Linked DNA regions of Homo sapiens: region 1 is linked to region 2. A link is an interaction called in ENCODE POLR2A ChIA-PET data of the cell type or tissue named here. Cell type or tissue: HepG2. All regions are shown on one strand. Each heading gives the region's core, and the rest is flanking DNA. Links, peaks and the distances in the headings are about the cores only. Region 1 has its middle 71 kb from the start of PTPRT-DT. Region 2 has its middle 76 kb from the start of SRSF6.

Evidence for each region. Peaks named below come from ENCODE experiments on the same cell type or tissue, not always from the same donor. Only the 100,000 strongest peaks of a DNase experiment are listed, where the experiment ranks them.
Region 1: POLR2A ChIA-PET joins it to region 2 with 6 read pairs; 2 of 35 experiments call an interaction of 5 or more read pairs at or near these places.

What each region holds. Positions count from the first base shown.
Region 1 is chr20:43,252,784-43,269,219 of GRCh38, reverse strand. No RefSeq gene overlaps it. Among named protein-coding and RNA genes, the nearest start is that of PTPRT-DT, 71 kb to the right of the region's middle. In HepG2, for the core only: no CTCF peak of the experiment used is centred there; no DNase peak of the experiment used is centred there; H3K27me3 peaks cover 340 bases.
Region 2 is chr20:43,373,742-43,390,177 of GRCh38, reverse strand. No RefSeq gene overlaps it. Among named protein-coding and RNA genes, the nearest start is that of SRSF6, 76 kb to the left of the region's middle. RefSeq lists a silencer at 6,843-6,892. In HepG2, for the core only: a CTCF peak has its summit at 8,771 (motif pointing left); a DNase peak (open chromatin) is centred at 10,443; H3K27me3 peaks cover 411 bases.

The DNA of each region.
Region 1 (16,436 bases), core at 8,248-12,247, 120 kb after region 2:
TCCAGTCACACTGGGCTTAATCTAGGCCTTTGGGCCTGCCATCCTCTCTCTCTCGCCTGCGACCTTCTTCAACACCCTTCCTTCTGGCTGCTACTCTCTTCTCATTCTCTTTGCGGTTGGCCAAGCTGAGGGGACATGGCAGATGAGTCACTCCAACTCCTCCATTTGTAGGTGAATACCCTGAAGTCCAGAGAGGGAGAACAACCTGTCAGAGGTCACCCAGCAAGTCCAGGAGAACAACCTCACTGTCCTCCCGCCTTCTGCAGTGATGGGAAGGAAACTTGGCATTGGCTCAGATCCCTTCTCATAGATTCTGGCTCTTTCTGCTGCTGAAATCAGAAAGATGAATATGTGGTAAATTTTGCCAGGAAGGGTTGGAAATAATGCAGTCTCCTTTGTCTGTGTCTTGGGTTTCTGAGGTTGAGGTCCTGATGATGCCCTGACTCCTGACTTCTGCTGCCTTCTAGACCCTTCCAATTCTGCCCCAGCATCCCCCCCACCCATTTCTAATACAGGCCCTCACTTGCAGATACTCCTGTCTGTTTTCTGTCACCTGAAATAGCTTGAGCCTCTCAGTGGCTGTTAGTACCACCTGGTTGGGAATGGGTATGCTAATATTTGAGACTGGGGGTGCTTAGATAAGGTGTCAAGTCCTGATATCCTAAGTTGATGTAGGGTTGATGCCAGGCTGGGGTTGGGTCAATGAGCCTTTGGCCAAAGGTTGGGCCATAAACTAGGCCATAATCGAGGCCCTGATCCTGGCCACAGATAGATGTGTAATCCTGGATGTAGACTGTGTTGGCCTTGGTTCTGGTAATAACAGCTCTGACCCTCATCCCAGACTGGGCCTTGACCCTGGCCCAGACTGAGCCCTAATCCTGGTCTCAGATCGATCTCTGATCCTGGTCCCACTCTGCATTCTGATCCTAGTTCCAGAATGAACCCTGACCTTGGCCCCACACTGAGCCTTGACCATGGATGAGCCCTACCCAGCTCACAGATTAGACTTGCAGCTGTGGGTGGTGGTGAGAATGTGGATGACTCAGGGCAACCTGTCCCCACAGAGGACAGGCAGGAATGGCTTTTCTGGGAAAGCCAGCCCAAAGCCAGCCTCTGGTGATGTTGCACTGGTAGATTTTGGGGGCCACAAACTACAGAAGGGCCAGGCTCATTGGGTTGTGACAGGGTCAGGTCTGGCCCAGCTTCCCAGCCAGTTTAGGTCCCAAATAATGGAGAGATCCTTCCTGCTGATACCCATCAAGCTGAGATTGAGAGCATTTCAATGAGAAGGTGCTTTAATGACTCTTCAAGGATTTGGAGCCTAATGAAGCACACATCAGAGGATGATTTAATCTTTCCCTCATAAAACCTGCACAACAAGGAGATCAACTTCAGAATCCAAATTCATCCTGACATAAAAATGGGAGTGAAGGCAGTGCCAGATCAATGATATTTGTCTGGGGCTAATTGCTGTGGTCTTGGGAGGGGGTTTAGGAGAAGGTAAGCGGTGGGTGGGCGTGGCAGAGGGCATCCTGGGACATGCTGGGCTGTCCCTGTGAGGCAGCTCCTGGAAGGAGCTGACAGTAAGCATCTTGGAGGGTAAGGTAGAATAAGGAAAGTGTGGGGCAGTAGAAGGGCCTGCTTGGCTGTGGCTGGCCTGTCCCCTGCAGGGTGGGCCTTTTCTCTCCATGTTGACAAGTGATTAGCAGACATCCCATGTCTACTTGCCTAAGAGTGAGCCCTGAAGTGCCAGGAAACTCCTGCTTCCAAGCCATGATTGTAACAGTTAGAGCTTATGAGAGCTGCTATGGAGAAAACCAAATGGAGGCTGCAATAGAGATGACTCAGGTGTGTGCAGAATGGACCACCATCCTTGGGACAGGCTCTTCAGCTTTCTGGGGTTGGAAGTGGGTGCTCTGATCACCGGCTCCTCAGGGCTCCTCTTCCTCCCATCCACACCTTGCTACTGGCTGAGGTCTCATACGTCTCCAGGCCCAGCCCACTGGGAAAGCAACATCATAGGCTTTTCTCAAAAGCCAGATCTTTCCCACATCCTCTGTCACAAAGATATTTTTTCTTCTGTACAAACTCATTGATGACATTGTGGGAGAAATCATGGGTTTTGACTTGAATAAATAGAGCCCAGCCACTCATTTCAAAAGGAAACATTTTCTAATAATTAGATAGCAAAAAACTGAAAATGATGAGAAGCAAACTGAATCAAGGCCTGGTTGGTGCATAAAATAATCATTTATACTAAATTTATATCAGTAGTGTACTGTGCAGCTAGGGAATGTATAAGATAAAGTAATGGGACCCGCCTCCCATTTTTTCTTTCTATTTAAAGAAGACAGCATTCCTAAATAAGACACAAAAGCCTTAAAGGAAAAAAAAAAATAAAAGATTTTGCTAGAGGAAAAAAATTAAAGTGTTAAAAAACTCCTATATAGTGAAACATGCAACCAAAGATAAAAGAAAGCAAAAATGGGGACAAAATACTTGCAGCACCTATAACAAGGAGTGGGCTGGGTGCGGCAGCTCACGCCTGTAATCTCAGCACTTTGGGAGGACGAGGTAGGTGGATCACCTGAGATCAGGAGTTTGAGACCAGCCTGGCCAACATGGTGAAACCCTGTCTCTACTGAAAATACAAAAAATTAGCTGAGCACGGTGGCGGGTGCCTGTAATCCCAGCTACTTGGGAGCCTGAGGCAGGAGAATTGCTTGAACCCGGGAGGCAGAAGTTGCGGTGAGCATTGCAGTGAGGTTGAGATCGCGCCATTGCACTCCAGCTTGGGTGACAAGAGCAAGACTCTGTCTCAAAAAATAAACAACCAAACAAACAAAACAAAAACGAAACAGCAACAAAAAACCAAGGCATGAACCCACCGAATCTATGAAGGGTTTCTGCAGATCTATAACAAAGATGGAGTAAAAAAGTAAGCAAAGGTGTGGTCATGTAACTTCTAGAGGAAACCCTGGATTCCAGTGGTGGCCATGGAGGTGCACTGCCCAGACCTCTCTTCAAAAGAAACTCCTGTGGGGGAAGAGCTGACTGATGGCCTCAAGCTAGAGCATCTTTGGATCCACTGTGAGGGTCACGCCAGGCTGTGCCTCCCCTAGGTTTTCCCCTCGTGGGGAAGCAGGACCTTGTGGGAATTCCACAGTGGTCTTGTCAAGGCTTTCTCAGAACTGTGCTCTGGTCTGAGGATTTACCTACTCAATCCTGTCTCTTCCCTCTTCCTTGCACAAACGTCAGACCTGCTTCTTGATCTGGAGCTCTCCTGGCATCCTCCTGTTCTCTCTCTCTTTGCCTTCCAGAGGCATTTCTCCCCAGTAAAGCTCTTGTTTGTATAATTCCATCTTGGCATCTGCTTCTCGGAGGAGCTGAATTGACCACAACTACAGATTCAAGTAAAAAGCCTTACTCATAATCAAGGACATATAAATTGAAATGTAATAGTCTTCCACAAACATTTTAAAGAGGTCATTAATATCTTGTTTTGGGAAGGGGCACAAAATGAATCTCTCTCACACACGGTGCTGATGTCAAGATTATAAAATACACATATTCACTGAATCAGCATTTCACTTCCAGAAATCTGTTTTTTTAAGGATATTTTCATATATGTACAAATATATATATATGTTCATTGTGGTACCATTTATATTAATAATAAACTTGAAAATAACCTAAATGTGCATTCATAAGGAACAGTCACATCAATTATGGAACATCCACACAATATAATTTGCAGCTGTTTCAAAGAATAAGGTCAAGCTATGTGACATGAAAAGATGTTTGCGATGTCAAGCTAAGTGAAAACAAAAGGCAAAGATGAAGAATATATTGTATAATACCCTTTGGGTAGAAAAACCCTTTATTAAATACGTTTATATGCATACAGATTGATGAATAAGTGCAAACAGCTGGAAAGGTAGACACTCAATTGCTAACGTTATTTGTTGTTAGAAGAGTGAGATCAGGGATAGCTATTAAAGGGACCCTTCAGTCTTTACTCTGTTTCCTTCTTTATTGTGTAGATGTTTCACAGTGAGCATGGATGATTATTTTTATGTTTTTTTTTTTTTTGTTGTTGTTTTTTTTTTTGAGACGGAGTCTCGCTCTTTCACCCAGGCCAGACTGCAGTGGCGCAATCTTGGCTCACTGCAAGCTCCGCCTCCCTGGTTCACGCCATTCTCCTGCCTCAGCCTCCCGAGTAGCTGGGACTACAGGTGCCTGCCACTGTGCCTGGCTAATTTTGTGTATTTTTAGCAGAGACGGGGTTTCACTGTGTTAGCCAGGATGGTCTCGATCTCCTGACCTTGTGATCCTCCCGCCTTGGCCTCCCAAAGTGCTGGGATTACAGGCGTGAGCCACCGCGCCTGGCCTTGGATTATTATTTTTAATTAACATAAGCAATACACAGGAAGAAAGTAAAGACCCCAGAGCGTAACCACCAAAATGAGTATTGGCCACTTTTGGGGGTTGTGTCCATATTCCAATCAGTCTCTTCGGTGTTTGGACTGTCCACTGGGAATGGCCTTCAGTGGCAGTTAATGGCATAAGAAAATTGCTCTCATTCTTGTCTTTATCCTTACAAAAATTGATTTTACAAAAATTTTAACAGGAAGTGGCATCGCACACCTTGATTCTTGCCTGATTCTTCACACCTGACTCTGAATGTCTTTTTAACTATTTTCAAAAATTCACTTCCCTACCTCCCCATCAGCCTGAAGGCTAAACATGCTATCTATCACTGATTGTGGGGACACACCCTAGCTCCCTGACCTCAGTTTCCCCATCTATGTTGGAAGAGAGGTTGGATTAAATGGCCTTGGTGTCTGGCTAATATTTTAGGATTCCAAGGCCACTGGTACAGATTGCTGTTCTTGGCATGCTCCAGACAGCTGGGATTTCAGAGAAACCCACTCCTGAGCCTCAGCCTCACCTTCAACCAGCTCTTTCCACCTCCCCTCACATCCCCCAGGCTCCACTGTGAGCCTCCCAGCTCGGTGAACAGGCCCCGTGTCTTTGCCTTCTCTCCATCATGTGCTCAAAGCCTGCTCAGGCTTTCAGGTCTCATACTGATACTTTTATGACTTTCTCTGATTAACTAGTTTGGATTTCCATTGCATTTTCCCTGTAGATCACCTGATGGTTAGAAACCAAGGCTATCCCTTTGTTCTGATTCCAGTATAATTAAGCATCTCACACAGTATATTAGGGGAAAAAGACAGTGAAATGATAAAAATAGACATTCCTAAACCCCAAGACAAACCTAACATATCAGAGTCTCCCAAATCACAAATCCTTGTATGTTTCCCTTAAACCTGGACTCCCTGAGAAAGACAATTTTATCTCTGATTCTTGCTATGATGATCTCTGAAGACAGATCAGGACCTTGTGATTATGACCGTCACAGGAGAGAGTTGCTGTTTTCATGCCACGATTAATATACACCTGGTGAACTTGATAATTTTGCAATTGTTTTCTTGGAAATAATTGCTGTGTTTGCATTTGGTGAACCAGTGCTTCTGAAGTCTGGTTCCCTTGCACTCTGCAAGTAAAATTTTCTTTTCTAAATATTTCTGTTTCTGGGGCTTCCTTTGACAGATGGGATGACTTAATACATGAATTTGTGTTGTGTTCTTGCATTCCATATTCTAAGGTGAAGAGGTTTTTGTCTTTCCTTGCTGAGGGAGGCTTGTGTTGTAAGATTAAAAGCACAAGTTGCCTGAATAGGGATCTCTTCCCTGGTTTTGTTTATCTCAAAACCTAGGCTTAGTGCCAGAGTGTGGATGTTTATGTGTGTGTGTCGGGGAGGGGGTAATGCAAAGTGGGGAGGGAGGGAGGGAAAGACCATTGATGGGGAGAAAGTAGAATCAAACAGAGAGAGAAAGAGAGAGGGAGAGAGCGAGATCATGAAGACCAAACTTGCAGTTTGGTTTTGAGGAGAAGGGAATTTCTGGAAACAGCAGGAAACCAGAGCAGATGACTATTAAGGGGTTTTAAGGGGGTTGGACCCCAGGCATTGGGGCTTCCGGTCTGGGCATTGACTGCACATCTGAGCCCAACCTCACGGAGGCAACATTGGTATCAGCCAACAGGATGCCGAGAGGGCTTGGACAACAGCTCTAACAAAGGCAACAGTGTGGACCTACACTCATTGGACATACCCAAAGCTGGGTGTATGTGTAAGACCCTTGAGACCTTCACAGGATCCTGTGGGGCAAGAAGGGAACCCCAAATATGAATTTCCTGCCAGGTCAGTAAGCTGAGACTTGGGATAGGTTTATAGCAAATGCAATTATTGTGACATGTCTTGCCTTTCTGAGATTAAGGCATAAAATTGACACCCGCTATCATTTTTCCAGTATTTAGCACCCTCTATCTGGTATTGTCTCCATGACCTACACCCTGTCCTCCCCAACTTCCTGCTTTCCTCATATCCCACCGCCTGATCAATAACCTTTTGTTTGCCTTTTGTGTACTGAGGATAGGACCCACCTTCTAATCATCTACTATGGGGTCTTAGTACCTAGTTTGTGCTCGTCGGTTGAAATCGACTACGTTGCACTGAACTGTATCCCACCCTACCATGCTAGCACCATACTTTGTGTCTGGTTGGTATTCAACAAATGTTTGCAGAGTGGAGAAAGGCATGTGGAGTATTCCAAGGTGACCACTTTAGAGGAGACAAGATGAACCTGAACGTGTAAGTTCAGGCATGTTTGTTCAGAAGCACGTTAGTGACCTGGTTTAATCACAGGAGACTGGCAAGGAAGGAGCCTGTGCATCTGTGAAATGAGCCATTTTCTGCCAACCCTTGCACGGGCACTGGTGTTGCTTGATCAATTAACCCCACGCCCTTGTCCTCCATCTGTGCTTGGATGAGGACGCGTGGCTCTGCGGTGAGTGCAGGAGGTAATATCTGTCCTCCGAATGGGCAGCATGTGCATGGGTAATTGATGTGTTCCCGAGTTCCAGGGAGAGAGATCCGAAATCAGTCGTGCTGCTCCGAGCTTGCAGTGGCCGGCCTTGGCTGTGACTATGGGGGTATCAGCTGGCCTCTCCTATGAACACTGGCTGGCCAGATGGATGGGGCCTGCCAATGGCTGCAAGGAGGGCTTGTCCTCTATCCTTGCAACGGGTCTCCCCACTGGCAAGAAATGAGTTCTGATTTGTGCCCAGGGCCACCCGGACACCTGTTGAGTGGTAAATACAAGCTGTTTTAAAAGATAATGTCTGGGTAGTGTGAGTATGCTGGTGTCCATCTGAATTACTTTTTAAACTTGTTTTCAAAGTAAGGGAGGCTATTGGCTCCTTGAGTCTGCCGTACACTATTGGGCAGCTGGTTAGAGTGTGGGCTGTGGAATTACACTGCCTGGGTACAAACCTTGCTCGTCCACTTGTCAAACTATGAGTTCCTGGGCTCACTGTGGCTCTCTGAGACTCAGTTTCTCTATCCGTAAAGTGGGGATGATATTAATACTTAACTCATAGACCTTCGTGGAGTGTTAACTAAGGGTGATGTTTAGCTTGGTGCTAGATGTCCTGTTACAGAGGATCTTCCCACTAGAACATGGGATGTGTTGAATAGATGATTCTGGAGCTATTTGGTCCCTGGTTGTTTAGTATTTGTCTCTTTTGCTAGACTAACAGCTCCATGAGGCTCTGGCCATGGCTGTCTTGTTACTGCTGGACTCTGAGAACCTGATTCAGGGAGGGTACTCAATAAATATCTGTGTTAGTGAGAAAATAAGGCAGGTGACGTGGGCATAAGCAAGAGGCCCAGGCAGGGCTGGGGCAGCTCTGGGGGTTTTTAGTGGTAGGAATTAGGCTAAGGTGTCCAGCTACAGCTATGCTGTCAGTCCTGGGAGGGAGCTGGAGCGAAACCCTGGGAAAAGGTTAGAGGGGCAGTTATATATACATGTGTAGAGGGGTGATCTTGGGCAGCTTTCTCGCCTCTAGCACACTGAGTCAGGCATGTGGGCGGCAGACCCAGGCCAGCTCAGCATGAGAAGCTGTTTGGCTGGGCCAAGGTGTTCACATGACTGGACACCACTGTGGGCAGCTGGACAGATCTGTGGCAGGCAGGACATAGCAGCCATAGGATGCTATGATGATACCAACTAAGATGACCAGCGAGGGCTTCTGGGAACTTGTGCTAGCTTTGGGATCATACAAACATGGATACAGATCCCATTCTCACTTTTGCTCTAGGAAAATTATTTAACTTCTCTAAAGTTTGGTCTCCTCATCTGTAAAAAGGGATCCTCTCTGCTCTCTCCTTTTCGGGGATCATTGAAAAGGAAGTAACTTATTTTTTTTTTGTTCCATTTGAAAGAAACAAAGTACTTTGCTGACATCTTTATTTAGGAGTGGTGAGTGATTGACCCATGAATTCACTGTGGGAATTCAGTGATTATTTTTGAATACGTGGAGTTTTTAGGTTCCTGCAGCTTCCTCGACTTGAAAGTAAAGCTGGCACCAGCTTCTGACAGTCCCTGTAATTACCTCGCACTGAATTGAGCTGAGGTTTGCCTTTGTGCCTGAGGTTGGCGTGGGCTTCGCTGCCCTCACCCTCCACACCCACATTTGAATGTAGTTGCTAATTATGATTTATGGTGCTGTCTGGTTGAAGCTGGCTGGCTTGCTTGAGGTTGGGTGGTACAGGCACTCCCTTTCTTTGTCAAACAGTGTCGAGGAGATCCAAAGGTGGCCTGGTACCCCAAGATGGAGAAGCCCAGCATGTTATTATTAAAAATAAAGTCTAGAGATATGCACCAGTGCTTGGCTACTGACAGCCTATAATTCCTGTGGCAGTGGCGAGATATATTTTGTTTTTAGAGTTTTGTTAAGAAGTGACTATTGGCCGGGTGCGGTGGCTCATGCCTGTAATCCCAGCACTTTGGGAGACCGGGGTGGGCAGATCATGAGGTCAGGAGATTGAGACCATCCTGGGCAACATGGTGAAACCCCGTCTCTACTGAAATACAAAAAATTAGCCGAGCATGGTGGTGTGCACCTGTAGTCCCAGCTGCTCGGGAGGCTGAGGCAGGGGAATTGCTTGAACCCAGGAAGTGCAGGTTGTGGTGAACGGAGATAGCACCACTGCACTCCAGCCTGGTGACAGAGCGAGACTCTATCTCAAAAAAAAAAAAAAAAAAAAAAGACTATCAGTGAGGGACTGTGTACACTGAGACTATGGATTAAGGCTACCTTTTCTACGCTGTGGGGAGGGAGGAGGGAGTCCAGACAGGTCCTAGTGGGGCTATGTGTGTATGGATATTGTTACCCTTCCAAGACCAATAGGATATTTCAATATTACTTAACCCCCAACTTCCAAGAGGTTCTATCCATCCATCTTTCTATTGAACCATCCATCCATCCATCCATCCATCCATCCATCCATCCATCCATCCATTTATTCAATTGATCCTTCCATGATTCCAGCAAGTATTTATCAAACACCTTTTCTAAGACTCTAGAGATAACACCAACCTCAGCAGCAGCAGTAAAAGCATATAAGAAATGGAGAGTCTAGTACAGTTACCATGGGCGAGGCTCTGGGCTAAGCACCTTACGTACTTCATTTGATCTTCACAACTCTTTGAGTTAGGGATTATTATCATCCTCATTTTACAGCTGAGGAAATAAAGGCTCATGGAGTGTGTTAGGCCATTCTTGCATTCCTATAAAGAAATAACTGAGGTTGGGTAATTTATATAGAAGAGAGGTTTAATTGGCTCACAGTTCTGCAGGCTTTATAGGAAAGCATGATGCTGGCATCTCCTCGGCTTTTGGGGAGGCCTCAGAAAGCTTACAGTCATGTTGGAGGGCAAAGGGGAAGCAGGCACATCATATGGCAAGAGTGGGAACAATAGAGGGGCAGGTGCCACACACTTTTAAACAACCAGATCTCACAAGAACTCACTACCCTGAGAATAGCACCAAGCCAGGAGGGATCCACCTCAGTGTTAGTCAGGGTTCTCTAGAGGGACAGAACTAATAGGATTGATGTATATATGAAGGGGAGTTTGTTAATGAGTATTGACTCACACCATCACAAGGTGAAATCCCACTATAGGCCGTCTGTAAGCTGAAGAGCAAGGAAGCCAGTCCGAGTCCTAAAACCTCAAAAGTAGGTTTTAGCCACAGGGCTGAAGGCCTGAGAGCCCCTGGCAAGTCACTGGTTCAAGTGACAAGTTCAAGAGTCCAAAAGCTGAAGAACTTGGAGTTTGATGTTTGAAGGCAGGAAGCATCCAGCACGGGAGAAAGATGAAGACCAGAAGACTCAGCCAGTCAAATCCTTCCAAATTCTGCCTGCTTTTTTTTAGCTGCACTGGCAGCTGATTAGATGGTGTCCACCCAGATTGAGGGTGGGTCTGGCTCTCCCAGTCCACCGATTCTGACGTTAATCTCCTTTGGCAATACCCTCACAAACACACCCAGGAACAATACTTTGCATCCTTTAATCCGATCAAGTTGATACTCAGTATTAACCATCATAGCCTCCATGACCCAAATACCTCCTACCAGGCCCCACCTCCATTGGGGATTACAATACAACATTAAAATTGGGAGGACAAATAGCCACACTATATCTGGAGGTTAAATGATTCACCTAACGTTTCAACCTAATAAGTGGCAGATCCAGGAATTGAATTCAGCCAAGTGGATTCCAGAGCCCAGGCTCTTGTCCATCAAACTACATGGCTTCCAGGCATCTCTCTTTGGTTTGGTCCACCTCCCATGAGCTAGCATGTGGCTGAGTCCATAGATGTTGTCTAGGTTCTTCACTGAAATCTCCATCTGTATTTTGGGCTCCTGTTTTTTTTTTTTTTTTTTTTTTTTGAGATGCAGTCTTGCTCTGTCACCAGGCTGGAGTGCAGAGGCATGATCTTAGCTCACTGCAACCACCGCCTCCTGGGTTTGAGTGATTCTCCTTCCTCAGCCTCCCGAGTACCTGGGACTACAGGTGCATGCCACCATGCCCAGCTAATTTTTGTATTTTTTTTTTTTTTGTATTTTTTTTTTTTTGAGACGGAGTCTCGCTCTGTCGCCCAGGCTGGAGTGCAGTGGCGGGATCTCGGCTCACTGCAAGCTCCGCCTCCCGGGTTCACGCCATTCTCCTGCCTCAGCCTCCCAAGTAGCTGGGACTACAGGCGCCCGCCACTACGCCCGGCTAATTTTTTTTTTGTATTTTTAGTAGAGACGGGGTTTCACCATGTTAGTCAGGATGGTCTCGATCTCCTGACCTCGTGATCCGCCCGCCTCGGCCTCCCAAAGTGCTGGGATTACAGGCATGAGCCACCGTGCCCGGCCTTGGCTCCTTTTTAATTAATTTGATGAGCTTCAGAGAGTGGAGTTCTGTGAACATTTTCTCATTCTACGAGAATAGTATTAGTAATAATAGTAACAAAGTAACAACTAACATGTATTGAGTTCTTATCCATAAACTCTCATTTGAGTGCTTCAACCATAGTAACAACTTGAATCCTCACACCAACCCTAAAATGTTTCTTCATCTAATCCTCATGATTATTCTTATTTTAGAGATGAGGAAACTGAGGTATAGGGAGGCTAAGGCAATTTGCCATCTTCTTACAGGAAGTCTCCCTGTAATACTTGGGAATGCACTTGACTGCAAATAACAGGAACTCTAACAATAGCTTAAAGAATTACAAACAAACAAACACCAACTTCATGTAACAAGAAGTCCAGAGGCGGGGAATCCGTGGCTGGTGTGGCAGTCAAAGATGCCATCAAGAACTCAGGTGGGGTTTCCATTCTTCTAGTCTTAGTGTAGCAGAGCTTGTTACCTATGGTTGCAAGATGTTGCTCCATTTCCAGTTTATCATTGCATTTTCAGGCAGAAAGAAGGAGGAGATAGGAAAGCAAAACCTTCCCCAGAAATGTTCAGTAGATTTCTACTATATTTCATCGACCAGAACTGCAAGAGTTCTCTCCACCGTGAGCTGTGGGAGAGGCTGGGGAATCGAGTCCCCTCAACCTTTTCTCCTTCCAGCCTCACGGTGGAGGAAGGTAAGAAAGAAAAGTTGGAAATGGGTATTGGGTGAATGAACCAACAGTGTCTACCACCTTTCCTGTCATCTACGTTTTCTTGGTTGGTTGTTGGGTCTCTTTATTCTTTATTTTGATCTGCAACTTTTCCCCTAGATTTTTTTTTTTCTGATTTTTGAAGACATTGATGTTTGGAAGAGTCCAGGCTAGTTGTCCTATAGAATATTTCACATTGTTCCTTCTGCATTATTTAAACTTTTAAAATTGAGATATAACCCACATACCATAAAATTCACTGTTTAAAAACTGTACAATTTGGGGCCGGGTGTGGTGGCTCATGCCTGTAATCCCAGCACTTTGGGAGGCTGAGGTGGGTGGATCACTTGAGGTCAGGAGTTGGAGACTAACCTGGCCAACATGGTGAAACCCCATCTTTACTAAAAATACAAAAGTTAGCTGGGCATGGTGGCGCGTGCCTGTAGTCTCAGCTACTCGGGAAGCTGAGGCAGGAGGTTTGCCTGAGCCTGGGAGGCACCACTGCACTCCAGCCTGGGCAACAGGAGAGAAACCCTGTCTCAAAAAAAAAAAAAAAGAAAAAAATGTACATTTCGGAAAAACAATATGGAAGTTCCTCAAAAAATGGAATTACAATCAGAAACTACAAGCAGGAACTACAAGTGTGTACCACTGTGCTCAGAAAAATATTTCTGATAAATTTAGTGTAGCCTAAATTTACAGTGTTTATAAAGTCTACAGTAGTATATGGTAATGTCCTAGGCCTTCTCATTCACTCACAAGTCACTCACTGGCTAACCCAGAGTACCTTCCAGGCCTACAGGCTCCATTCATGGTGAGTGTCCTACATAGATGTGCTATTTTAAAAAATCTTTTCTACTGTATTTTTACTGTATCTGTTCTAGGATTAGGTATGTTTAGATATACAAATACTTACCATGGCATACAATCGCCTATAGTATTCAGTACAGTGACATGCCATGCAGGTTTGTAGCCCAGGAGCAATCGGCCATACATAGCATAGGTGCGTAGGAGGCTATGACATCTAGGTTTGTGTAAGCACATGCTATGATGTTTACACAAGGACGAAATTGCCTAACAATGCATTTTTCAGAATGTGTTCTTGTTGTTAAGTGACACGTGACTGCATACGCAAATGCGCACATCCTACTGGTTCTGTTTCTATGGAGAACCCTGACTAACACAGGGAGGATGACAAAGTTCTGAAGATGGATGGTGGTGATGGTTGTACAGAAGTGTGAAGGTACTGAGTGCTGCAGAACTGTATGGTGAGAAATGGTTAAAATGGTAACTTTTATGTGTATGTAGCCGTAATAAAAAAATGCACAATCCGGCAGCTTTCAGTATATTCACAAGCTTGTGCAACCATCACCACTCTAATTTCAGAACATTTTTATTGCTCCAAAAAGAAACGCTGTACCTGTTAGCAGTCACTTCTCATTCTCCTCTCCCCGACCCTCTGAAAAGACACAAAAGACCATACATTGTATAATTCCATCTTATAAAATGTACAGAATAGGCGAACCCTGTCATTCATTTTTAAAGGAGATAGTCATGAGGATGTGCATTTTTTATGTTTCTTCTTGGTGAGGGAGATGGGGGGTGCAAGGAGTCATCCCCATTCTTTCCTCAAATTCCCATTATAATCAGCAGAATTTGCCTGGAGAAGCTGTGGTGATCAAATGTGAGAATCAAATCAACGGGATGAAGAATGGTGAACTTCTTCACCTGCTCAAGTTGGTCAGGACTCTGTAGCAAGTCAGGAATGGCTGAAAGAACTGAGGTTGCTGAGCCAGATGACAAGAAGATTCCAGAGGGAAAATTCAAAGGACTGTTGCTGACATGGAAGGGAAACAGGGTATCATGAACAAAATGGGGATTTTGGAAGTTCACAGACTTGGATTTAAATTCTTTTCTTTTTTCAACTTTTATTTTAAGTTCAGGGGTGCATGTGCAGGATGTGCAGGTTTGTTACAGAGGTAAATGTGTGCCACATACTTCTGTGGTTTGCTGCACAGATCATCCTATCAGTTAGATATTAAGACCAGCATCCACTAGCTATTCTTCCTGGATTTAAATTTTTACTAGTGTCCTATCTTGAGCATATTAATCTCTCTGGGTGTCCGTTTCCTCCTTGGTAAGATGGATGTAATTACAGAATTGTAGGGTTATTAAAAGAATTAAATGAGATCATTATAAACGATATTTTGTTCCTCCCTCTACGTGAGTGCAAAGGGCAAAGCTATAACTATTTGTTCATTTACAACATATTTATTGAATCTGTTGAAATCTATGCCTCTGCTAGGCATAAGGACAGTCATATAGAAGAAGACAAGGAGGGAGCCATCTATTTGAGGAGGCAAATACGCGATCGAGTGGCTGTGACACAAGGTGAGATGTGCTGCTTTGTTGGAAACATCACAAGGCACTAGGAGGCCATGAGAAAGCTGTGGGTGACTCTGGAAGTCTTAGGGAAGTTCTCTTGCAAGGGTCCATTCAAGCCAGGTCTTTAAGGGTGAGTAAGAGTCCTTCAAAGGAGAAGGGAAGCACAAGCATTATTGTGGGAAAGAACAGCATGGTCAAAGGCAAGGAGGAGTGAAAAGCACAGTGCTTGTAGGGAATTGTAGGAAAGAAGTTTGAAAAGGTTGGCTGTGGTGTAAACTTGGGGAATTAGTGGTGGACAGTGAGGTTGGGACGTGGGTCAGACTAGATGTGGAAGAAACTCAACTAGTAGGCTCTGAAGCGTGGCCATCTCCCCTCTTGAAAGTCTTGTAAGTCTTGTATCACCCTTCTGCCAGAATGATATCTGGCAAAACTGTGGAGACCGTAATGAAGGAAGAGGCAGCACTGGAGGCAGGGAGGCCATATAGAAGAGGCCACTTCATAGTTCAGGGGAAGATAATGAGATTGGGCTAGTGATGGAAATATTTAGGGAACCAGACAAAGGGAACTTGGAGAAGGCTCAGAGAAGTAGTTTTGAGGGACAGGGAAGTGTTGAGGATGGCTTGTATAAGAACCTACAGGCTGATAGTGACAGAGAAGGGTCCCTTTTTTTCTGAGTGGTGTAGTGGGGTCAGAGAGACCTGAACTAAATCCCAGTACTGGTACTGCCTGTGTGATTTTGGGCAAGCCTCTGCCCCTCTGTGAGTGCATTTTCCTCATCTCTAAGGCAAGAATGATATACCTACTCCACCGTGTGAAGACTAAACTAGATTTTTCATGAAGACTCATGCAAAATCCTGCTCATCTTACTGCATCTGTGCAACACTTAGCCTTCAGGAATATTTCCTGAGCACTGTTCTAGGGGTTGCGAATATGTCAGAGACCAAAGAAGATAGGAATATCTCAGAGAGTTTAAAAATTGAATTAATTGTCAACTTTTAAAAACCCGGTTTTTAAAGCTTTGAGAAAAGGTTTCAGAAAAAAGTCTGAGTTTCAGGGTTTTGTTTTTTTTTTAATGGGAAGATCTGGGTCATTTAAAAATGGGCTTCTCTGAGTCACGGTTTTTATGGGGAATAATGGGCTGGGGGGGGCAAGTAGTGGCTCTTCCTTTCAGTCACACCCTCCAGTTTCCACAGTCCCCACTGCTCCCCATTGTTAAACCTGCTTGCCTCACTCATTTGTATCACCTATGGGCATTTTAGTTTGTGACATCTGGTTTGGTCCAAGTCTTGGTACACAGTAGGTGGCTGGGTTTCAGAGGCTGGAAGCATGAAGTCCACATGGGATAGTGTTAAAATAATCTAAGAGCTTGGACTTGGGTTGAGGCTCTAGGGATGTAAAGGGACGGATAAATATGAGAGAGACACTAATCATAAAAAGTCATCACCTGGAGACCAGTAGGACTGCGGTATAACAGGATGAGTCCATAGTCATCATCTAAGCTTTCTAGTCTGAATAGGGAGAGTGATGGAGTGGGGATAGGGAAAACACAGACATTGAAAGGTAAGGAAACTGGAAGGGTTGGAGGCCACATTGCATTGGGACCTAATCCTAAGCCCCCCATCCCCACCCTCACCTCCAAGAAAATCTCCCAAAGGCTGCCTTAGCTTTGTTCATTTCCTAGAGCTGTGCAGACATGCTCCGTAGGATTCTTTTGGGTACTCCTCAGATGTCCCTGACCTATGCAAATATGCGGTCACCAGGAGCAATGCCAGGAATCCAAGACTTTTCCATTTCTTTGGTTGTTGTATTGCAACTGCAGACAGAGCAGTGTTTTTTTGCATTTCTTCTGTGCGATGTTCACCTGGGCAGATGCCAAGGGGCTCAGGCATGGCCCGGGGGCTGAGCTTTGGTGCCTGTCCATGTCACTACTTTCTGCAGGTTTTTCTGCCAGCACTTACTCACCATCCTTGGGATGTGATCCATTT
Region 2 (16,436 bases), core at 7,965-11,964:
CCTGGAGGCGGTTAGCCTCAGTCCCCCGCAGCCCAGTTGCCCAACACCCATCTCCCGACCCCAGACTCCAATTACAGGGCTGGGCGGGTGCCCCCTCTGGCTGAGTCTTCAGGTGTGAGGCCCTCAGTAGGAGCCAGAACCATGCCTGTGGGTGGCTGTGGCTGTGGCCTTGAGCTGAGCCAGCCCGGGCCAGGGAGTCAGTAAGCCCAGGTCCCAGAGCAGCCTCCCTTGACTATGCCATGCCAGTCTAAAACATGCTGAGGCTGGAATGTGGAATAATGGTTTTCTAACCTTTTTTCTTTTTGAGACAGAGTCTCTGTCACCCAGGCTGCAGTCCGGTGGCGCAGTCTTGTCTCTCTGCAACCTCCACCTCCCGGGTTCAAGCGATTCTCCTACTTCAGCCTCCTGAGTACCTGGGATTACAGGCATGCACCACCACACCTGGCTAATTTTTGCATTTTTAGTAGAGACAGGGTTTCATCATGTTGGCCAGGCTGGTCTCAAACTTCTGGTCTCAAGTGACCCACCCACCTCGGCCTCCTGAACTGCTGGGATTACAGGCATGAGCCACCACACATGGCCGGTTTTGTAACTTTTTAAAGGAGTGGAACTCCATTTCTAGAAGCCCAGTATGTAAGATCAACAGGAGTGAAGATTCCTGGCTCTATCTGGGAGAAATTCAGTCCCTTAGGCCTCCTCTGGCCCCGCCCCCAGCCCGGGGTGAAAAACACCAGGCTTCCTGGACTCTGGGCTCCTTACGTTTCTGGCTAGCTGTCAGCCCAAGAGTTCCTACAAGCCCGTCCAAGGCTCCAGTAAGTCCTCCTGGCACTCATTCAATCCCTTCATTCATATATTCATTTATTCAACAAACATTTACTAAGCTTATACTCTATGCTAAACTTTCAGGGAGACAAGCGACCAAGATGGAGACTCTGTCCTCTGTGAGCCCACAGCCTGGTGAGCAGACACACAATCTGGGCCTGCTGTCCAAGCAGGTGGACCCCAATTCAGGGAGCACAAAGCAGAGGGTGGCTGCTGGCTCAAGGTAGTCAGGGAAGACTCCTCGGAGGAGGTGACATCCGGGTGGTCTTGAGGAAAGTCAAGGGTCCGGAAGACAGTGAGAAGCTTGCTTTCTTGATGCAGCCCTTTAGAGAGGACTCCCAGAAATGACAGCGGGGAGCGAGAACTCCAGACTGTGATTTGGGTGGAGACCAAGTGCTTCCTTGTAGATCCCCCGCCTGGCGCGTTGCATGAGCATTTATCTATCGGGCCGCCCACGCAGATGAAGCAGCGAGTCACTACTCCTTCGGAAACACCACTACAGGATGTCTGGAAGGAAATCTACTTCCCTCACAGAGGGAAATTGCCAATAATCAGTGTTGCTGAGAACACGAGTAGCTTCATGGGCCCCAAATGAAAGACTGAATCCCAAGTGTTCCTTCCAAGTGCTGGGGGGTGAATCAGTAACAAGGTGCCAAGATTGTAAGGCCCCCCTCCTTGGGCAGAATGCCTCTCCATCCACAAATAGAAACTTGCTGAGAATTTAATTAAGAACAGTGTACATAAAACTCACTGTTCCTAAGTAAACAAATATTAAGCAAGATACTTCACTTTCATGTTATGGGCTCTTGAGGGGTGAGAAAATCGGGACAGGAGGGGTGGGTGGGGAGCTCTTGAGGGGGAAGAGGAAGAAAGATTCAGACTGAGAAGAAAATAGATTCCAGGTTGGGGAGGGGAGAGAAGACGAAAGCCAGACATACACATTGCAGAGGGAACAGAGGAGAGGCAGATGGAAGGTTCTAACTTCTTCTCTGTCCAGACTTTTTTTTGTTTTTTCTTTTTTTTTTTTTTGAGATTGAGTCTCCCTCTGTTGCCCAGGCGGGAGTGCAGTGACGCAATCTCAGTTTACTGCAACCTCCACCTCCCGGGTTCAAGGGATTCTCCTGTCTCAGCCTCCCAAGTAGCTGGGATTACAGGCACACACTACCAGGCCTGGCTAATTTTGTGTTTTTAGTAGAGACGGGGTTTCACCATGTTGGCCAGGCTGATTTTGAACTCCTGATCGCTGGTGATCCACCCATCTCGGCCTTCCAAAGCCATGAGCCACTGGGCCCGGCCCAGAGTTTTCTTTTGTCTTAGATCTCCACTTTCTTGCTTAGTTTTCATTAGGTTCTGATGCCTGTTAGTTGGAAACAAATTCCTCTTATCACACCAGGTTTTCCTCTTGGGCTTTGTAGCTGGCCCTGCTCACTCACCCCGACTCATGCCTTTGCCACTTGCTGTCCCTGTACATGTAAGAAGGTGTCTCCACTTGAGGATTTCCTCTCAGCCCTGTGCTTGGAGGGCTGGGAACACTGGGGAGTTAATGGCTCTGGGAGTAGGCAATGACAGATGGGAGTTGGAGTATAAATACCTCACCTCTCCTTCCCCTTAGGTGGATTAATTCAGAGCCAAGTCTTCCATACTGTTCCCCAGAGCTACCCAGTAGGATTGAGCTCTCATTGCCCACGGTGGTAACTGGACTGACGGCATGCTATTAATTGGCTTCCATCCTTTCTGTCTTTCTTTCCCTCTTCCTTGCTGCTGCTTCCGGGAGTCACCTCCCAAATAAATTACTTACACTCAAATTCTTGTCTCAGGGTCTGCTTCTGGAAGAATTCAACTCTCAGAAAGGCTTCATATACCATATTAAAATTTTATTTTGGGGATCTTATGACCCTCCTTACCCCCAGAGTTTAGTTAATCCTGTTTGCAATGCAGAACGACTAACATCTTTTAATTGTTAAAGTTTTGCATTGAAGACTTATTTTCTTATTGTGTTTTGAAGGTTTACTGTCCCTGAATAATGGCTTAAGGTTTACAAAGTTGCTTTTCAACTAGCAAGTCTGATGTTTCCCTTTCCAAACCTAAGTGATAGGGTTTGGCTCTGTGTCCTCACACAAATCTCAGGTTGAACTGTAATCCCCATATGTTGGAGGAGGGACCTGGTGGGAAGTGATTGAATCACGGGGGCGCAAGTCCCCCTTGCTGTTCTCATGATGGTGAATTCTGACAAAATCTGGTTGCTTAAAAACGTGTGGCACTTCCCCATTTGCTCTCTCTCTCAGTCTTGCTCTGTTGTGGTAAGAGGTGCTTGCTTCCCCTTTGCCTTCTGCCATGATTGTAAGTTTCCTGAGGCCTCCTAGCCATGCTTCCTGTACAGCCTGTGGGGCTGCAAGTCAATTAAACTTCTTTTCTTCTTACATTACCCAGTCTCAGGTAGTTTTTTTGTAGCAGTGTGAGAACGAACTAATACATTAAGATTGTATCTGGACCCAATCCTTTGTGTCACCTACAATGAGAGTTACTAGAAATAAGGGTGTAAATCCTCAGCTATGCTATCATTCATTTATTTTATTCATGATGTAAGTTTGTATTGAGAAAGCGTGTGCCATGTGCCAGGCATTCCTGCCCCATGAACTTGCTGTCTTGGGTAGCTCGAGATTGGATTTTGGGTGAGGTTTTAGTTTACTTGGTTATTCACTCATTATTTACTGAGAGTCTTTGTGTGCCTGGCACGGTGTTGGATCCTGGGCATACAGAAATGGGTAAGGCCTGGCCTATATTTCCCAGAAGACTGGAAGCCACAAGGCTGCAATGGGTATATAAATAATAGTGGGTTAGTTTGCTTATGATAATGGCCTCTGGCTACATCCATGTTGCTGCAAAGGACGCGAATCCGTTCTTTTTTATGGCTGTGTAGTATTCCATGGTGTATATGTACCACATTTTCTTTAATGTCATGCAACATACCCTTCTAACAAACCTGCCCATGCATCCCCTGAATCTAAAATAAAATTGAAAAAATAAAAATATTGGGAACGTTTCCTGTGATGGATGCATCTAGAGCCAGCAGGGGTGGAGTGAAGGAGAGAGGGGTTAATTCTCTCTTAGGGGCCTGGGAGGCTCAGGAAGTCTTCATGGAGGAGGGACCATGAGCAGAGCCTGAAACATTCTAGGGAGAGGAAAGGATGTGGCAGGAGCAGGGGTGTGGCAGCTCTTTAAGGACTGGGGCTAGTGAGGCCGCAGCTGGAGTGCCAGCAGGTGAGGAACTGGTGTGTCCAGTGTGGGAGATTCTTTGGTTTTAAGATCTGGGCTATGCCGGAAGTAGTGTGGCACAGTGGTTAGGGCACAAGGGATTTGCGTTTGCAAGCTCTTGTCCATAGAGCTTGTGCCCCTAACCACTGTGCCACACCGCTTCCCAGCACAGCCTAGATTTTTTTTTTTTTAAACGGAGTTTTACTCTTGTTGTCCGGGCTGGAGTGCCTTTTTTTTGTTTGTTTGTTTTTGTTTTTGTTTTTGTTTTTTTTTTTGGAGAGGGAGTTCTTCTCTGTCGCCCAGGCTGGAGTGCAGTGGTGCCATCTTGGCTCACTGCAACCTCTGTCTCCCGGGTTCAGGCGATTCTCCTGCCTCAGCCTCCTGAGTAGCTGGGATTATAGGCATGCAACACCATGCCCAGCTAATTTTTTGTATTTTTAGTAGAGATGGGGTTTCACCATGTTGGCCAGGCTGGTCTTGAACTCCTTCCTGACCTCAAGTGATCCGCCCACCTTGGCCTCCCAAAGTGCTGGGATTACACATGTGAGCCATTCCACCCGGCCTCTGAGCCTAGATTTTAATACCAGAGAATCTCCCATGCTGGACACACCAGCGCACACCTGCTTGCACTCTGGCTCTAGTCTTGCTAGTCCCAGTCTCTGAGTCCTGCCTTTCTGAACTTCAGTTTACTCATCAGTATTCGATAGGGGATAGACTACCTCCTGCATAGGGTTGTTGTGACAGTTAAGTGAAGGAAGCCTAGCACAGTCCCTAGGATATTGTGAGTTCTCTCTCTCTCTTTTTTTTTTTTTGAGACAGAGTTTCGCTCTTGTTGCCCAGGCTGGAGTGCAATGGCGCAGTCTCAGCTCACTGCAACCTCCGCCTCCTAGGTTCAAGCAATTGTCATGCCTCAGCCTCCCAAGTAGCTGGGATTACAGGCACCCACCACCATGCCCGGCTAATTTTTGTATTTTTAGTAGAGACGGAGTTTCACCGTGTTGGCCAGGATGGTCTCGAACTCCTGACTTCAGGTGATCCGCCCACCTCGACCTCCCAAAGTGCTGGGATTACAGGCGTGAGCCACTGCGCCCGGCCTGTGAGTTCTCAATCAAAGGACATTGTTTGTTAGTAATTTGCACCCAGTCATCTTGGTTAAAAATGTTTAGATACACAAATACTCCCCACAGTGTTGCCATTGCCTATAGTCGTCAGGACAGTAACATGCCGAACAGTTTGTAGCCTGGGAGCAACAGGCTATAGCATATAGCTTAGGTGCATAGGAGACTATACTATCTAGGGTTGCATAAATACATTCTCTGATGTTTACACAACAACGAAATTGCCTAACACATTTCTCATAACCTATCCCCATCATTAAGTGACACATGACTGTATTTGTATCTACATTACCTGGGGCTTGAGAAACATCTTTGTAAAAGAGACTTGACTGCCCAGGGCAACGAGGAGCAGAAGTGGACTAAACTGGGACAAAAGGATGCCCCTAAATGTGGCCGTGTGTGTCTCCGTGGGAGAGTTGCGTAATTTCCATCATCACCATCCCGGCAGTTCCTGGAATTCATCTTTTGATACCTGGGCAGGGAAGCGGGGGAAGGGGCTCCACCTGATGCCTTCTCCCCACCCCCATGGGGAATTCTTGGTGCTTTGCACTGGGGGATGGTGCCTGTCTGGTGAGCATGGGGACAGACGGGACTGACTGGCAGTACTCCAAACTTCTCACTCGCCAAAAGGCCCACGTCTCACCCTTTTCAGGAGCATCTGCAGTGATGTTCTCAGAGAAGTTGGAGACCTCCCAAATACCCACCCATTCTGGTGTCTCTCTGCATGGAGAACCAGCAGATGGACAGTGAGACCCCCTCTGCCAAGGACTTGGAATACGGCTCTGCTTTAACAGTTTGGGGACACCCCCACCCCATGAAATTTTCTCAGACTTGGGAGAAGAAAGGGACCAGAGAGAGGGAGAGCTAGGACAGCGCTATATTTGTGTAGATGGGGAAACTGAGGCTCAGAGATGTGAAGGGAGTAGCTCAGAATTACATAGTTGGTCAGTTTCCAGGCAGGCTTTTCTCTCCGTGGTTGGTTTACTTTCTACACTCCTTGAGGTAACTTTCCCCACCTACCTGTGATCTGCCAGCCAAAAGGTGTTGCCAGGTTCACCCCAAGTCCTCGCCCCTCACCTCAGCCAGATGCTCCTAGTTCTGTGCCTTTAGAGAAACACAAGGCTCTCATTGAACATTTATCCCTCCCTCTCTTCACCTAGCAAAAGAGCATGTATGCTGTCTTTGCCTCAGGCACTTTTCATTGTTGTGGATTCAGTGGTGAATATGGTGGGGGTTAATTTGGAAGCGGTGGGGGGAGTCTGGAGTCACAGCTTTTCAAGTATTTCTTCACTCTTTCCTCCAAAATACCCGCATTTCTTTGTCTCTTAAACATATCTCCAACCTTTAGTAACTTGCAGTCCCTTGACTCACAATGTTTTCCCTTCCTCCTTCCCATGTGGAATCTTGCCATCAGCTTGAGGCATGGTGGGGAGATTCTAGTGATAACTTCTGGGGCCAAGGGATCCCATATGGCTCTGGTTTTCAAGGAGACTAGCACTATCTTCAGAGGCCACAGGTCATGGACGAGGTGGGCAGGAACTTTCCAGAACACACCTCTCTGAGTTGAGGGTGAAGCTTGCATGGTTTATTTCCCCCTTGTCTCCTGCATGTTGTGAAATGTTATTCTTACCCTTGGGTGGCTGTAATAGTGAAAGGGACGTTTTCTTGTTTGAGTCAGATCTCTTTGGGTTGTAAGTGAAAGAAACTTGCATGGAAGTGGTAGAACAACATTGCGACCAATAGCTCTGGAGCATGAAATCTCAGTTTCAACCCTCATAGGGAGGGACAGATTCAATTCTCGCTTTGTCCCATGTCCAGAATTTCAGGACAGGGAGTAATTGGTTCAACTTAGGTCAAGCTCCCTTGGCCACCACGAGCCAAACAGCTGTGGCTGGAGGAATGAGGTCATGGGATACAGAATCGTTGCTTCTATAGTAACTGTGTAAATGGTGGGGAAGGTTCCTAGAGAGGGTCCCCAGAAAAGAGGGGAGCTGGGTAGGTAAAGGTTCATTCAGGATGCTCATTTGGGAGTGGGTCTGGAGACACAGTGTCTTTGCCCCTAATGTGCTCAGTTTGGCCTCATTAGCATCTAGTAGGTTTGATGATCCTCTTTAGGCTCAGACTCTTCTCTTTCTTACCTCATACCCCCAAAGGGCCACGGCAACCACAAAAGCGGCTGTTTTCACATGCGTCCGTGTGAAGAGACCACCAAACAGGCTTTGTGTGAGCAATAAAGCTTTTTAATCACCTGGGTGCAGGCGGGCTGAGTCCGAAAACAGAGTCAGCGAAGGGAGATAGGGGTGGGGCCATTTTATAGGATTTGGGTGGGTAAAGGAAAATTAGTCAAAGGGGGCTGTTCTCTGGCGGGCAGGGGCGGGGGTCACAAGGTGCTCAGTAGGGGAGCTTCTGAGCCAGGAGAAGGAATTTCACAACGTTAATCGCTCGGTTAAGGTGGGGCAGGAACAAATCACAATGGTGGAATGTCATCAGTTAAGGCAGGAATTGGCCATTTTCACTTCTTTTGTGATTCTTCACTTGCTTCGGGCCATCTGGACGTATATACGTGCAGGTCACAGGGGATATGATGGCTTAGCTTGGGCTCAGAGGCCTGACAGCTGTGGCATTGTGGACTTTGTCTTCGTGGTGCTCGTGGTACGAGAGAGTCAGCCTGAAGTCCAGTCCAGGCTTTCCTTTTCCCTGCTGCCTTGTGTTCAAGGAGGCAAGGCAGAGCAGAAAGAGCTGGCCTCTGGTGTTATACTGAGCCCATTTCAAGTCCTAGCTCTGCCATTGCTATATCAGAACCTGGGCAAAACAGGTAACCTCTTTGAGCCTGATTTTCTTATTTATGAAACTGGAACATGAGCAATTACCTTGCAAGGGTTAGGGATAATCTTTATTGCTGGGTCTGAAACTTGACTGTGCATTAGAATCACCTGGAGGGCTTATTGCTGGGACGCACCCCCAGGGTTTTTGATTCAGTGGATCTGGAGTGTGGCCTGATCAACTGCAGTTTAAGCAAGTTCTAGGTGATGCTGCTGCTGCTGCTGGTCTGGGGACCACATTTTAAGAACCACTAATCTACATTTACAATATTTCTCGACTGACATGGTTTGATTGTGTCTCTACCCAAATCTCACCTTGAATTGTAATAATCCCCACGTGTCAAGGGCAGGGCCAGGTGGAGATGATTGAATCATGGCGTGGTTTCCCCCACACTGTTCTCGTGGTAGTGAGTAAGTCTTACGAGATTTGATGATTATATAAATCGGAGTTCCCCTACACAAGTTTTCTTGTCTGCTGCCGGGTAAGATGGCCTTTGCTCCAAGTTCACTTTCTCCATGATTGGAGGCCTCCTCAGCCACGTGGAACCGTGAGTCAATTAAACCTCTTTCCTTTATAAATTACCCAGTTTTGGGTATGTCTTTATTAGCAGCATGAAAACAGACCAATATATCAACTGAGGGGGATTCTGCAGTACCTTGCATTCTTCCCCACCCCTGCCAGAGGACGTTTGGCAATGTCTGGAGATATTTTTGATTGTCTTGATTGGTTGGGGTGATATTACTGACATCTGGTGGTAGAGAGGCTAGGGATGCTAAATGTTATGCAATGCACAGGACAGCCCTACAGCAGGGAATTATCCAAACCAAAGTTACCAATCCAGCAGTGCTGAAGTTGACAAACTCTGGCTTACAGCAAGTCTCTGGTCCTAGCTTTACTTCCAAGCTGTGATGCCCTAGCAAAGTCATTGCACTCTTCTAAGCCTCATAATTGTGCAGAATTAGTCCCAAAAAACTTTGCAGCTCTAACATGCAACAACTTTAGTCAAAGGACGTTTATTAAGTACCAGCAATATCCAAGGCATGGCGGTGTTTCTATGCAAGGCACTTCTCTTTTATGGAATTGTACACTCGGCAAACACTTTGAAAATGTGGTTGGGTTTTATATTGTAATGTGTAATGATTGCTTCTACAACCTTGCATAAATAGTACTATGATTTTTTTCCTTGTCCTTAATGGAATTTAGAAAAATAAAGTCACAGCATCATAGCTTTTTATTTTTGTTGATATGTCATAAATGAATGCACTAATGAGGGTGTTTGGGGCATTAGCTTGCTAATTGGTGATAGTAACTATGGACATATGTGCAAAACACCATAATCAAAATTTTCACACTTGGTTAATGGAAGCCAACATTTTATTTGAGAATTATAATAACATATTTATTGCAATTAGTCCTGATCTACAATATATTGTTAATTTACAGTAGTTCTCACAGTGACTAGCTGATTGAGGTAGAAAATGTAGAAGGTCCTGCAGAAATGGACCAGGCAAGAGCTTTCCTTGGCTGAATATTTGGCTGTTGTCCTTGATTTCTAAGCTGCTGTTGGAGTGGGGGAACAAGATAAAAAGCAGAGAGATCAGTTAGTAGAGAGATGGGGGTGGTTTGGACCGCAGTGGTGGCAGTTGTGATGAGAAAAGGAATTTGAGAAGTATTTGGAAGAATAATCATTGGGACATGAGGATTGGTGGGATATGGAGAAGTTTTTGGAATGTCATGGAGGGGCCATTGGAGTGCCAATTAGGCATATGGAGGTGAGATGGGGATGGCTGGCAGAGGAAGTTGGCGGGGTATTGCAAATCAAGACTTCAATCTGGCATATTAAATTTGAGATACCTGGAAGGCCTCCAGTGGGCTTGTGAGAAGAGTTGGATATTCTGTCTGAGTGAGGCCAGAGGTAGAAATTTGGAAGTTTTTGGTGTATACATTTGAATGGGTGAGATTGCTAAGGCAAGAATGGAATGAGAAGAGATGAAGTTTCTGGACCAAGCTCTGAGCCTGAGTTTCTTTGGTAGAGTGACCTTCAAAGATCCTGAGAAAAGGATTTGTGTATAAGTAGTTTATCTGGGGGGTGATCCCAGAAAGAACCAGTCAGAAAGTGGAGAAACGAGACAGGGAAGATGTGGTAGTTTACATATGGCCATGAGATATTTGTACATTTTTACATCAAGAGGTGGATTCTATTACCCCACTCCTAGAATCCAGGCTGGCCTTACGACTTGTTTTGTTCAACAGTATGCGGCAGCAGTGAAGTTGTGCTATTTCCAGAGCCATCTTTACCCTCTTGGCGTGCTCACACTCCCATGTAAGAAAGCCTGGGCTAGACTATTAGAGTATGTGAGTCCATGTGGAAAGAAATCCCAGCCAACAGCTAGCACCAAGGCCACAGGCATGTGAGTGAGGTCATCTGAGACCCTTCAGCTCTAGCTGAGCTACAAGATGACTACCACTCCATGAGTCATCCAGGACCAGCAGAAGAGCTGCCTGGATGGGCCCAGCCCAAACTGCAGAATCATGAACAAATAAATGATTGTTATTTAAAGTTTTGGGATGTTTTGTTACACAACAATAGATAACTGATGATATTTTACCAATGACATGCTAAAATATTGCAAGATGTTGTGAGGTTGTATACTTGGGTCCAAAATATCAGCAGCTTAGATAAAAGATGGAAGAAGATATGACTTAGTATTACTCATGGAAAATGAATCAGGAGCTTTAGTTTACTGTGAGTTTAATCAGTGTCTGTAGTTTGATGTGGATATCCAAAAAGCTAATGCAACAGACCTCAGGAGGCATTAATGAAGGTATACTACAGGAAAAAAAAAAGTCACAACAGTAGGCAAAGCGAAGACCACTGGAAGATCCATTGTCAAAATCCGAGGAGAAGTTGCACCAATTTGAGAGGATGAAGTGGGATTAGACAAAAATAGTTCTTAGCATGCTGAAGAAAAAGGCACAAAGGTGGTATTAGTTCTCACAGGCAAGCAAAGGGACAAAGGGCACAAGAGTCTGACTACATACAAACCTCCTAGGTTATTAAGGAAAGATGTTCTCATGGTGAACATCTGAGACCCACCAGGAGCATTTGTGTTGCTATGGTGATGTAGTTCATCTACCAGAGGGAGGGTGGGCTACTTTTTTTTTTTTTCTCTCGAGACGGTCTGGCTCTGTTGGCCAGGTTGGAGTGCAGTGGCACAATCTCGGCTCACTGCAACCTCTGTCTCCTGAGCTCAAGCAATTCTCCTGCCTCAGCCTCCCGAGTAGCTGGGATTACAGGCATGTGCCACCATGCCTGGCTAATTTTTTTTGTATTTTTACTAGAGATAGGGTTTCATCATGTTGGCCAGGCTGGTTTCAAACTCCTGATCTCAGGTAATCTGCCAGCCTTGGCCTTCCAAAGTGCTGGGATTACAGGTGTGAGCCATTGCACCCTGCCTGAGTGGGCTATTCTTGGCAGTCATCTACTGAAGGGGCTCCTGAGGCATAGGCCTTGTAATGTTTTGTGTTTTTCTGGTGTGTCTTTTCCAGATGCCACTGCTTTGGGCAGTGGATCTCAAATTAAGCATGCATCAGAGTCACCTGAAAGGCTCGTAGAAAACACAGGTGGCTGGGCCCCACCTCCAGAGTTTGATTCAGTGGATCTTGGGTAGACCCCAAGAACTTGCGTTTCTTGAAAGTTCCCAGGTGATGCCGATGCTACTGGTCCAGGGATCACACTTTGAGAACCATCCCCCTAGGACAATAAGGCCCAAAGCTACCCCACAGTTATACCAAAGGAAATGGAAATTTATCTATTCAGCTCATACTCATAACTTTTATTTTTATTTTTTTTTATTAGAGATGAGGTCTCACTATGTTGCCCAGTCAGGTCTCGAACTCCTGAGCTCAAGTGACCCTCCCGCCTCTGCCTCCCAAACTGCTAGGATTATAGGCGTGAGACACTGCACCTGGACAACTTTCTTCTAATGCTGTTCTTTCGACTGTAGAACAAATGAATGTGTGTGTGTGTGTGTGTGTGTGTGTGTGTGTGTGTGTGTGTGTGATAGGAGAGCTAGAAGACAGAGAAAGAGAAGTCGGAGTGGGGGAGAGAGAGAGGAGAGGCCTTCTGGGTTTCTATTTCTGACTCTCATGGTGAAGAGATCCCTGTTAAAGTGTTCTAATTGTTAGACTTCTCCCACCATCCTAGTCTTCTTGATGTTGACATAATGCTTGGACATTTTGCTTCTTTATGATGTCTAGGATTCACTTATCAAAACTCACTGATGCGGGACATAGGCATTATGGGTCTTTCCTTTACCTAAACCCTGGCTGCACATTAGAATCCCCTGGGATTTAAAAATCCGTGCTCTCTCTCTCTATATATACATGATGGAATACTACTCAGTCATAAAAAGGAACGAATTAATGGCATTCGCAGCAATCTGCACGGAACTGGAGACTATTACTCTAAGTGAAGTAACTCAGGAATGGAAAACCAAACATTGTATGTTCTCACTCATAAGTGGGAGCTAAGCTATGAGGATGCAAAGGCGTAAGAATGATACAATGGACTTTGGGGACTTGGGAGGAAGGGTGGAAGGGGGTAGGAATAAAAGACTACACATTGGGTTCAGTGTATACTGTTTGGGTGACGGGTGCACCAAAATTTCACAAATCACCGCTAAAGAACTTGCTCATGTACCCAAATACCACCTGTTCCCCAAAAACCTGTGGAAATAAAAAATCTCAATGTTGACCCCAACTCCAGTGAATTAAATCAGGACTTCTAGGGGAAAGGAGGGCCGTCACCAGTTAAAACAATTTTTCTCAGGTGAATATAATATAAAACCAAGGTAGACATTGACCTATTCCTTGTTCTCAGCAGTGGTAACAGGTCCTATGCAGAGGTAATTCTAGGCCAATGGCCGCCAACCTTGGCTACACATTAGCATCACCTGGGGAGCTTTAAAAACTTGAAATGCTCAGACAGCACCCCAGACCAATTTACTGAGACTCTCAAAAGGTGGTATCCAGGCATCAGTATTTTAAACAATTTTTCATGTGATTCCAATGTGTAGGCAAGATTGAAAACAGCTCGCCTAAAAGTATGTTTGCATAAAACCTGTCATTGTTCCAGGCCTTGGCAAGGGGATGTGTGAAATGCTTCGCTTGGAGTACAAGGCCAGTAAATCCTGGTCTCAGCTTCATGGGCTCTCACTTTTGAGCTCAGACACCAGCACAGCTAAGCACTGGCCCCCTACTCAGAGGTCTGATTTTCAGCTTTGCAGAGCCCTTCTAATCTTCTAAGTTTGTATGTATGTATGTATGTATTTATATTATTAGTTTAAAGACAGGATGTTACTCTGTTGCCCAGACTGGAGTGCAGTGGTGCTATCACGGCTCACTGCAGCCTTGACCTCCTGGGCTCAATTGATCCTCCCATCTCAGCCTTCTGAGTAGCTGGGACTACAGGCGTGCACCATCATGCCTGGCTATTTTTGTATTTTTTGTAGGGATGGGCTTTTTGCCATATTGGCCAGACTGGTCTAGAATTTCTGAGCTCAAGCAACCTGCCGGCCTCGACCTCCCAATGTGTTGGGATTACAGGTGTGAGCCACTGTACCTGGCCCTGTTTTAACACTGCCAGTTTCTTCCCTTTGTTTCCCAGCCCTTTGGGTAATGGTTGCTCTCTGCAGCTGTTGCCTCTATTATATGTTAATGTTCTCTTTTTGTCTTTTCAGTACCGAGTTAACAATTTTGTACCTGGTTACCACTTATCTACATTAAATTATTTCTATTAAAATAAGTGTTATGTTTTTTGACTCCTGACCAGATCCTGACAGATACACTGACCACACATAGAGAAGAGGGAAATGTGGAATTGACGTGGGAATAATTTGTGTTCTTGGAGGATAAGAAATAGGACAAATGCAACAGGGAGAATATTCGAGGAGGAAATATGAATAGAAGAAACATCCCTGAAGTGAAGGTAGATACGAATGTTCAGCTCAAAGGGTTACCAAGGAAATTTATAAGCAGAGAAAAAAAGCTAGCAGTGAGACATAGACTCTGATGAAACCATTACATTTCAAGGAAAAAGGGAGTCTAATGAAAATTCAGGCAGAACAAGCAGGTTGTCTTCAAAGAAAATAAAAATCAGATGGCCTCAATTTTTAACTCTGACATTAGATTCCAGAAGAAAATGCAGCAAGAAAGACAATGAAAAGAAAAAGAATAGGATCCAAAATTTCATCAAAGTTGATATTTACAAGTGAGTCAAATATGCACGGATTTAGGAAGTATATCACCCATATATCCTTCTTGTGGGGGAAAGAGTGTGGGGGAGGAAATACTTGAAAATATGCTTCAGTCAACTAAGAGATGACTCAAAACAAAGAACTCACTAGAAAATTATCTAGCATTACTGGAAAAGGAAGTGCTTGTATGGGGGTGTGCATTGAGACAATTTACATATAAAATTAAATATAAATAACCATGGAAAAATTATAAAACAGAATGTGAAGAATGTAGCTATTATAGTTCTTAAAGCAAAATATATATAGCATTATAACCCCAAAATTTAAAAGACTGAGACAAAAATTCCCAGAGCATATAATTGAAAACCAGAAGATAGAGGTGAAGACAGAATGAGAAATTGGAATGGAATCAATTTTCTTATCTTCCATAAGCGGAGTCAACAGCTACTTTTTCTTTTTCTTTCTTTCTTTCTTTTTTTTTTTTTTTTTTTGTAACAGGGTCTCCCTCTGCCACCCAGGCTGGAGTACAGTGGCATGATTTCAGCTCACTGCAACTTCCCCCTCCCAGGGTTCAAATGATTCTTGTGCCTCAGCCACCCTAGTAGCTGGGATTACAGGCGTGAGCCACAGAGCCAGGACTTTTATTTATTTTACTTTATTTTATTTTAGTTTTTGCTTTTTGCTTTTTCTGGAGACAGGGTCTTCCTATGTTGTCCAGGCTGGTCTCATATTCCTGAGCTCAAGTGATCCTCTCATCTCAGTCCCCCAAAGCGCTGGGATTACAGGGATGGCCATTGTGTCTGGCTGACAGCTACTTTTTCATTTTTGAAGTTGAAAACTTTGAACGTGTAAATTAAACCTTGTAATTCAAAGATAAAAAACAATCACCAGTAGAACAAAACACATTCTGTTTGCCAGATGAGCAGAAGGTAGGAAAAATTAGGAAATAAGATAATGGAAGCATATAAAACATAAAACAAGAAAGTAGAATTAAGACCAAAGATATCTGTTATGGAAGCAAATATAAATTTAAAAAAAGACATGCCCACGGAAAGAAAATGACTCCCAGGTTGGGTAAATCCAATCCAAATTCAACAATCTGCCAACTGCAAAGCACAAACCTGAAACAATATAATTGAGGCAGAATAATTCCAGATATATCAGCCAAATGCAAACAGAAAGGAGGCAGGAGTCACAACACCATCAGAGGAGGGAGAAATCAAGGTAAACATTATTCAGTGAGATGCGGTGGTTCATGCCTGTAATCCCAGCACTTTGGGAAGCTGAGGTGGGCGGATCACCTGAGGTCAGGAGTTTGAGACCAGCCTGGTGAACATGGTGAAACCCCGTCTTTACTAAAAATACAAAAAATAGCTGGGCGAGGTGGTGCATGCCTGTAATCCCAGCTCCTCGGGAGGCTGAGGCAGGAGAATCACTTGAGCCCGGGAGGTGGAGGTTGCAGTGAGCTGAGATCATTCCATTGCACTCCAGCCTGGGCAACAAGAGTGAAACTCCATCTCAAAAAAAAAAAAAATTATTTAACAAACTAATGGAGGGTTTAACCTACAACCAAGATATAATAGTTATGAGTATAGTATAGCATACACATATGTATAGTTAAACGGTAGGAAAACAATGAGCAATGGACAGAAAAGTGATTAGTGAGGAAGTTGAAGGTATTCTTCACAGATAAAATATGACAAATGTAAAAATGGAGAAGATTTAAATAATGCTTCCCTCAGGTTCTGAAAGGGGAGCTCAAGGGCCTTACTCTTAGGTTTCTAATTGCCCCTTGTAAACTGGGTCCTGCGGTGAAAGGGAGCAAATGGACAGACGGTAGGAAAGGCAGTTTGGAATCCCTCATACCTGGACTGGGGTCTTAGCACCACAACTAATGGCTGTGCAACCTTGGTCAAGGCGCTTCACCTCTCTGAACCTCAGTCTCTTCGTAACATCTGTACTAATTCCTCCTCTTGGAGAGTTCTGGTAAAAATTAAATGAGGCCCTCTCTAAGGAACAGGCAGTGCTTGACCATAGCAGACAAGCGATACATGTTTTCTTGCAGGATGATGAGCAGCTGGCATAGTATGAACTTGATTATGTAATTATCACAGAGCTACACATCCATATGTCTATAGCAGGGTTTCTTGGCCTCAGCACC